Regions from separate parts of the Homo sapiens genome. Here region 2 is linked to region 1. Evidence: chromatin loops called from intact Hi-C (ENCODE). Cell type or tissue: natural killer cell. All regions are shown on one strand.

The links. Peaks named below come from ENCODE experiments on the same cell type or tissue, not always from the same donor. Only the 100,000 strongest peaks of a DNase experiment are listed, where the experiment ranks them.
Region 2: a loop joins it to region 1, with 5 times the contacts of the local background. A loop is called at or near these places in 2 of 110 quality-filtered maps.

The regions. Positions count from the first base shown.
Region 1 is chr3:143,299,615-143,303,614 of GRCh38, forward strand. The region is part of intron 14 of SLC9A9 (solute carrier family 9 member A9); the gene reads right to left. Among named protein-coding and RNA genes, the nearest start is that of SLC9A9-AS1, 41 kb to the right of the region's middle. In natural killer cell, no CTCF peak of the experiment used is centred here; no DNase peak of the experiment used is centred here; H3K27ac peaks cover 2,520 bases.
Region 2 is chr3:143,233,379-143,237,378 of GRCh38, forward strand. No RefSeq gene overlaps it. Among named protein-coding and RNA genes, the nearest start is that of SLC9A9-AS1, 110 kb to the right of the region's middle. In natural killer cell, no CTCF peak of the experiment used is centred here; no DNase peak of the experiment used is centred here; H3K27ac peaks cover 2,793 bases.

The sequences.
Region 1 (4,000 bases):
TTGTATTTTTAGTAGAGATGGGGTTTCACCGTGTTAGCCAGGATGGTCTCGATCTCCTGACCTCTTGATCCGCCTGCCTTGGCCTCCCAAAGTGCTGGGATTACAGGCGTGAGCCACCACGTCCTGCCACACATTTTTATTCCTTACAAGTTTCCAGATGATACAAAGCTCCTGGTTATGGGCCCATACTTTGGAACCACTGCTTAGTGGGAGGAGGCATGCAGGCAGTTGGGACCCCTGGGTTCTGAGCCTTATCCTGGCTTTAAAGAGCTAGATGACCTCAGGTAGGTCACTTAAACTTTAGAAGACACAGTTTCTCTTTTGTCCAACAATTGGCAAAATGTATGATTTGGAAAAAGCATAATTTAGAGCAGAGATCGCTAATCTTTTCTCTATAGTGGGTGGCCATCCCAGACTCTATGTGAGGGCTGAGGGGAACAAATGTCTTGGCACTTGTAGCCCATTTGGAATGTTTGGCACACAGGTTGAGAAAGTCTGACTGAGTGGTTAAAAGCGTGTGCTTTTAAGTCCTGGAAGCATTAGTGTAAGTCCTCACTTTGCCTCTCCAGGTGGTATTTTAGCTGTTTCACCTAGGTCTGAGCCTCAGTTTGGTCATCTGTGAAAAGGGACAGAGTATTTGCACCTCTATCATAGGGTTGTGGTGAATATCAAGAGAGAATGCATGTAGAGCACTTGACATGCATATTAATTCTTATTAGCTGTTTTTATTTCTACTTCTAAAATTCTGTGATTTGCCCTCCTGCCCATTCTGCACCTCATTGGAAGAAGCAGATAAACCTCTTCAGTGTTTGGAAATGTATAAACTTTTTTAGGGGGAGTGAGGAGTGCTTTAAAGGAGTGCTTCTCAATGTTTAAAATGCATTCAGATGCCTGGGGATGTTGTTATAATAAAATGCAGATTCTGATTCAGTAGGCCTGGGGTGGGGCCTGAGATTCTGCATTTCTAAGCAGCTCTCAGGTGATGCCTATGCTCCTGATCCACAGAGCTATGCTATGAGTAAGGCTATGCTTTGAGCAATGGCTCTTAAACTCTATTGTACATCAGAATCTTTGGAGGGAACTTTTAAAAGCCCGGAGTCTGATTTGGTACAGGGTGAGGCCTGAGCATCAGGTTTTTTAAAAGTTTCTCAGCAGCCAAGTTGGAGTACCACTCTTTAAAGCACTCTTTAGTAAAACACAGGGAAAAGTTGAATTGATTTGTGTTCCAGAAGCTGGAAGTAATTAATTTCCCTTCAAATAGGTCCCCTTTTCCCTAGGAGATTTGCAGATTTGCACTGAACTATGGCCAAAATAAGAACCTTTTAAACCTTTATTTTAAAGGCAAAAACCTGTTTAACATCTGCATTCAGGAAGCTTTGTGGTCCAGTAGCTCAGAAATAGGCCCAGGAGAAACAGCATTCAGCCCCTAATCCTCACCACTACCACCTTCACCATGACCTTGGGAAATCTTTTCATGTGTATGTTTCCATATTTTCTCATTTGCAAAACTTGGCTAATCCTGCAGAACGGCCACAGGATGTGTGTATGGTCAGATGCAGCTTTAAAATCACTCCTGCTGCCCATCTCCCAAATTGTTCTGATTTGCTTACTAAATTTTGACATTTGCGCAAAATGCATACTTTGTAAGTCTTGGAAGTTGGTAATATTCAAACTATAGTCTTCTATCTCTCTCCCTCTTTTAATAGTACCAACTGCTTCCTCTTCTATTCACACATAGTTTAAGTTTAATGCACCCCAGAGCTGCAGAGAAATCAGCAAGAGGGCGGAAATGATTTTTTAAAAGCTGTGGCATGAAGATTGGCCTTGCAGGATTAGCCTTTTTCTTGGCCCTCTAGTGGAAAAGTCCACCTATACTTGAGGGTGGAGGTCATGCAGACAAAAAGCCTTCAGTAGGCAAGAGTAGAATGGAATAGCTGGGTGTTAGGGCCATCCTCTGCAGAAGATGAGACAGACGCATTCTCCAGCAGCAGTCCTTAAATGTTGGTGTGTATCAGAATCACCTGGGGATCTAGTGGAGCCCACAGTGACTCAGGCCTTTGAAGTAGTATAGGGCACAGTCCCTGTGTTTTTGCAGCTTCCCCTAGTGATTCTGACACTGACCAAAGTGTGAGAACCACTGTCCTAGAGTGTTCCGCTTTCCCTTGGTGTTTTTCAGTTAGTGTCTTCCCAACCACATTTCTAAGCCCACCCAAAGCTGAAAAGCTTTCTTTTTCTGGTGTGCAAAATACTAGTTGTATATGTTAATTTTCAAGCCACTCTTAATGTCAGTGGAGGTGTTTTTTATGAAACCAGGAGGGGCCAACCCTTGCAGAACTGCAGAGTGGAAATAAAAGAGGTTCAGAATCCTCATTATCTCAACTTGTCCTCCTTCACCCTAGGAAGAGTGAGAGGGTTGGGGAGAGAGGTGTTGCTAGCTGCTGGCCTGGTATATCTTACCTGGCACCTCTGCTAGGGGCTTTAAGACAGTGTTGTCCCACCTTTGTCACAGCGGGCCAGGAATCTTTTGCAACTCTGGATTGTGATGCAGAGGATGAGGAGCACGTTGCCTTGAGCATTAAAGCTATGGTGGGTGGGGGATGCTGGAGGCATCAGCCCCCATTTCCTCTGGATGATTGCCCTAGTATATACAGGCAATAGGCTTATACATCTTTTCTTCACTAGCACTCAGCATACTGCCCAGAATACAGTAGGTGCTTAATGAATGCTTGTCTAAAAAGATGGAAAATCGGGTAGCAGAGAAGAACCAAAAGATGCCAGAAAATAGAAAGAAAAAAACATTGAAGGTGAAAATGAGGTGTTTGTATTAATAAATATTAAGAGGAATGAATTAAAGGGCTGAAAAAGCCCAAGAAAGGAGATGCAGGAAAGGCTGGGAGTCCTGAATGAGGTTTGTGTGGAGTGGCGGGGAGGAGGAGAGAGCCCCTGAAACAGCCAGATAAGAAGGAAAAATAGCAGGAGGGAAGGAAATAAGAGCAGTGATGGAGGGACAGAGGAAAGCAGTAAAGAGCCAGGAAGATGGCGAGAGGGAGAGCTGGCAGAAAGGACAGATCCTCCAACCAGCCAGCAGGTTTGGTCTTATTCCTTACTGGGAACAGACAGAATGACTGCGTTTGACGAGGAGTGACTCAGGCTCAAGACAGGCAGAACTGGAGGATAAAGCCAGATGGGTACAAGTGAAGTGGGTCACTGTCAAGAATCATCACGTTTTCTGGAATTCGATGTTTTCAAATTGCATAATCCTCCTTGTTCTCAATTATCCTCCACAAGAGTGTGGAGTCCCTCCCACGTTACAAGTCCATCTCAGTTAAGCCCCAGACATGCACTTCTAACACCACGGAGGGCTTCTTGGCAGCCTTCCCTGCCCGCCCTCTCCACATCGTGCCCTTCCCCTGCAGAGGGACAACTGGCTCTCCAGGCATTTCCCTTCCGGACTTCCAGTGTGACACACACGCTCTGGCTGCTTTCCTGTCCCCAAAGACTCTTACTCCTCCAGGGCCACTGCCAGCCTAGTCACAGCCTTTGTACAAATTAGAGAGGCCCACCTGGATCATGGGCAGATGAGAACAAGGCACAGTCTGAGACTCAAAGAAGTAGCTGTGTGTTTGTGTTGGGGCTGGGGAGGGGTGTGTAGAGGAGTGTTCAGGGAAAGTTTCAAATAGAAAGTGATATCTGAACTGAGTTTCCAAAGGGGAACAAATGTTTTTCCTGTTCCAGGTGGGTTTTTTTCTTTTTCTTTTCTTTTTTTTTTTTTGAGGGAAGGAGGGAAGGAGGCAAGGCCTCTTGGGGGCTGGAACAGCATGTGCAAAGGAGCAGAGGTGTGAAACAGCATGCTATCCAATATTGCTGGTGTGTTCTTGCATGAGAGGCAGCAAGAGGAGGACTAAGTGATGAGAATGAGGTTAGACTAGGTAGGAAGGGCCAGGTGTCTGGTTTTAAGCAAGGGAAAGACACAGTGAGACTTGCATTTGAGGATGATTAC
Region 2 (4,000 bases), 66 kb before region 1:
TGCCCCTGTCGGCAAGTCCTATATTATAACTAAAAAATATGTCACGAAAGTGTCCATTTTTCTCCATCTCTACTGCCACCACTGCAGTTTCCGGAACAGTGGTGACATCCCCCAAAGAACTAATTTTCAGACCACAGCCAGTGATCTTTTAAAAATTTAATTTGAATTATATTATTCGACTTTTTAGAGACTTTTAATGGCATGGCTTTCCTTTGTATTTAAAATAAAATTCAAACTTTTAGATAGCTTAAAGCTCTCTACTATGTGGGCCCCCTCACCATTTTCCTGTTCTTTCTTTTCCTCCATGTCCTCATTCAGCCACACACTCTGGCTGCTTTAGTGTGGCCCAAATGTCAAATGTCAAATTTCCACCCCAGTCCTGTTTTAGGGTGTCTTTCCGCATACACGATAGTTCATTGTTTGATTGCCAGTATATAGAACAATATTTTTAGGATCTTATAAATTTCATTGAACCTCAATACCTGTTGTTGCAAACACATACTTAACTGAGTTGAAAGGATGGCAATATAAACAGCAGTGACCACATTTGCCGCTCAGAGGCAATGACAACCATACCATAATTGCCTTGATTCTAAGGCCAGGTTCTTTCTACCTCAGGGCCTTTTTACATGCTGTTACGTCCCCTGAAATGTCCTCCTCCCTGCTCTCTGAATAGCATCTTTTCATTGTTTAGGTCTCGGTTGAAATATAACTGTCTCAGAAATGTCATTTCTTTTTCTTTTCTTTTTTCTTTTTTTTTTTTGAGACGGAGTCTCACTCTTGTCACCCAGGCTGGAGTGCAGTGGTGCGATTTTGGCTCACTGCAACCTCCGCCTCCTGGGTTCAAGCAATTCTCCTGCCTCAGCCTCCTGAGTAACTAGGATTACAGGTGCCCGCCACCACGCCTGGCTAATTTTTGTATTTTTAGTAGAGATGGGGTTTCACCATGTTGGCCAGGCTGGTCTCAAACTCCTGGGCTCAGGTGATCTGCCCACCTTGGCCTCCCAAAGTGCTGGGATTACAGGCGTGAGCCACCGCGCCCAGCCTAGAAATGTCCTTTCTTATTGTGTGATTTACTTTAGAATTCCTTCCCTCTTCTCTCTTACAGCACCTTATTTTATTTCCTGTACACATTATAGTTTGTAAGAATTCATTTGCTTGTTTGCTTGTCTTCCATCTGCCCCACCAGATTATTGGTTTCATGAGGGCAGGTTCTGACTGTTAGGTCAGTAAAACTTTGTTGATAGAATGTATGAATTACTAGGTTGGTGTAAAAGTAATTGTGGTTTTTGCCATTACTGTAATACAAGACTGTATTCTAGTTTTATCTGTTGGAGTCATTCAGAAACAATGTCATCCCTCTTGTACAGGCTGCTCCTTCAATTCCTGGAAGAGACTCTGCTCCCCTATCCCAAACAAAAGTTCTTTTTCCCATGAGATAAAATATTTTCAACCCTCTCTTTCTCACATGATTTTGATGTTACTTTATCATTCTGGCAATTTATTCAACAAATGTATTCAATAAAATTACGAATACCAGATTGTTCTTTTGGACAGGTTCCAGCTGTATTTTGTCAATGTTTTTTTTAATATGTGACTCCCTCATCCCTCAAGAAATGTGAGGTCCATAGAGTTGAACAAACTCTAGTAGATGTTGACTGTCCAGCTCAGTTGAGAGTTGACCATGCTTTCATATTCTTTATTTTAATGTCCATATTCTATTCATTCATCCCAAGTGGAAGTTTCACAAAGTCTAGATGAGAAGGTGGCTTCATGGCATTAGTGGGGACATGGGACTGTATCAATTACGGGTCTTTGGGTGCTAGCAACACAAAACTCAATTACTAACAATGGGCTGAACAATAAAGATGCTTAGTGTCTCCCATAACGAGAAGCTAAGGCTTTAGGCTTGGTTAAAAAGTGGCTCAGTGATGTCATCAAGGACCCAGTTCCCCCCTCTTTTCCTTCTCTGCCATCTTTAGTATGTGACTTGTCTTCAGGTAGGCTCCCTCATAGTTTCAAGTTGGCTAACGTAGCTCCAGGCATCACCAAGCCCAGAGTCTGTAGAAAAGAGGTTTCTTCTCATGCATCTTTTTTTCTTTTTTTTAAAGATCCCAGAAATCTTCCCCACCCTCTCACTCTCATCCCTTCTCATCTTATTGCTCAGAACTAGGTTACAGGCCCACTTCTAAAAAACCAGTGGGAAAGAGAAGAGATTGAGATCACCATGATGGGATCAATTCATGAAGATCCTCTGAGAAAGGCCAAGTCTCCTCTGAAGCACAAGACCCCTAAGCCTTGAATCAATTCAAAGTTCTGTTAGCAAGAAAAACAGGGTGGGGGATGGCAACCAACCACATCTGCTACAGGGTGGTCATGCCTTTTGGTGCTCGGAAGCTAGCTCTCTCTCAAAGTTAGCAAGTGGCTACTGTCTCATGAAATGAGAGCCACCCTTTTAAAATTCTCAAGTACTTTGAAGGGAGTTATGTGTTTTCCTGGGTGTGAAAGTTGTGGTCATACTACATTTTGTCAAACCTAAGAAACTATCTAGATGTACTACTACTTTATGAACCTCTAAGATTAAAAAGTTATTTTAAATTCTGACATAATGTCTTAACAGTAGTTGCATGACTCTTGAGTCTGGAATACTGGCCCCTTACTGCTTGGAAATTTCTTTCCTCTCTTGTGAGAGACCTGGCTATTACTCTTACTTTCCGTTGCATTGCTCGATGTGGAGCAAATGTAACTGCTTCATTTTTTGTGGATTTTTTGTTTTATTAGGTGTTATGAAACCATTTGTTGTTGCTTTGTGAGAAAGTATGAAATTGCATTTGTTCCTATAATAACAACAATTTGCCTCACAAATGTAAAATTTACCTCCCAGCCCTGTTCGTCTTTCTGCATACACAATAGCTCATTGTTTGAATGCCAACATGTAGGAGAACATTTTGAGGAACTTTTAAACATCACTGAACCCCAACACCCATTTCGCAACCACATATTTAACTCAGTTGAAACTATGACAATATGAACAGCGGTGACCAAGTTTGCCACTCAGACGCAATGACAACCATACCATGATTGCCTTGATTCTGAGGCATATTGTGATTTTAAAGATGTTAAAATGTGGGCAGAGAAGCTTGTGGTAGAATTGATAAAACATGGTACATCTGACAAGCTTGCGAGTCTGTGGCTTAATGAAAACTATCGATGGCTCCATGTCCCTCATTAACGCCTGAGAGAGCATGAGCACTGCAGCATGTGGAAAACGCAGAAGGCAGGTCACTCGTGGCATGAGTGGTTCTAATTAGATCAGCGAGACATGGAGCAAGGCTCTTTGCTGAGCTGGTTGTTCAACATGAGTGGTCACCACCAGTGCTTATAATTTTCTTATTGCTAATTGGACACATGCTTGTGTCTCTGTCACTTCCTGCATTTGTTTTCAGCTTCACTGCACTCTTCATCAAGGCAATAAGATTGTGCTAGAAAGGAAGGAGTGTGTGTTCGTGTGTATGTGTGTGGGAGAGTGAGAGAGAAAATGAGACATACATATACACAGAGAATGAGAAAATAAGCCCACACAAACAGAAATATTGGTCAGTCTTGTGTTTAGTGAAGAGAAGAAAAACACTCACCTTAAAAAAAATAAAAAAAACAATTCCTGAGCTGATTGGCTCCATGAGCTGATTGGCTCCAGTCAGCCATGTGAAATGAAGGAGGAAAACACAAATCCTTTGTGGGATTCTGTGGAAGGCTGCATCAGCACGGTTGCCCTCAAGGACCCCCTTTCTGAGATGAGGTCAGGCTCCTGCTGAGCCTGTGTCTGAACACCGCAAGCCGTGGAAAACAAAACCAGGCCCAAGCCCAGACCTCCCTGCTGAGATACAGATTTCCAGGAAAAAAAAAAAAAAAAAAAAAAAGAAAAGGAAAAAACATGTGAGAACCATCTTGTCTGATGTCGAGGAATTGAAAAGGCACTTTCTTTTTTGGTGATTCGCTG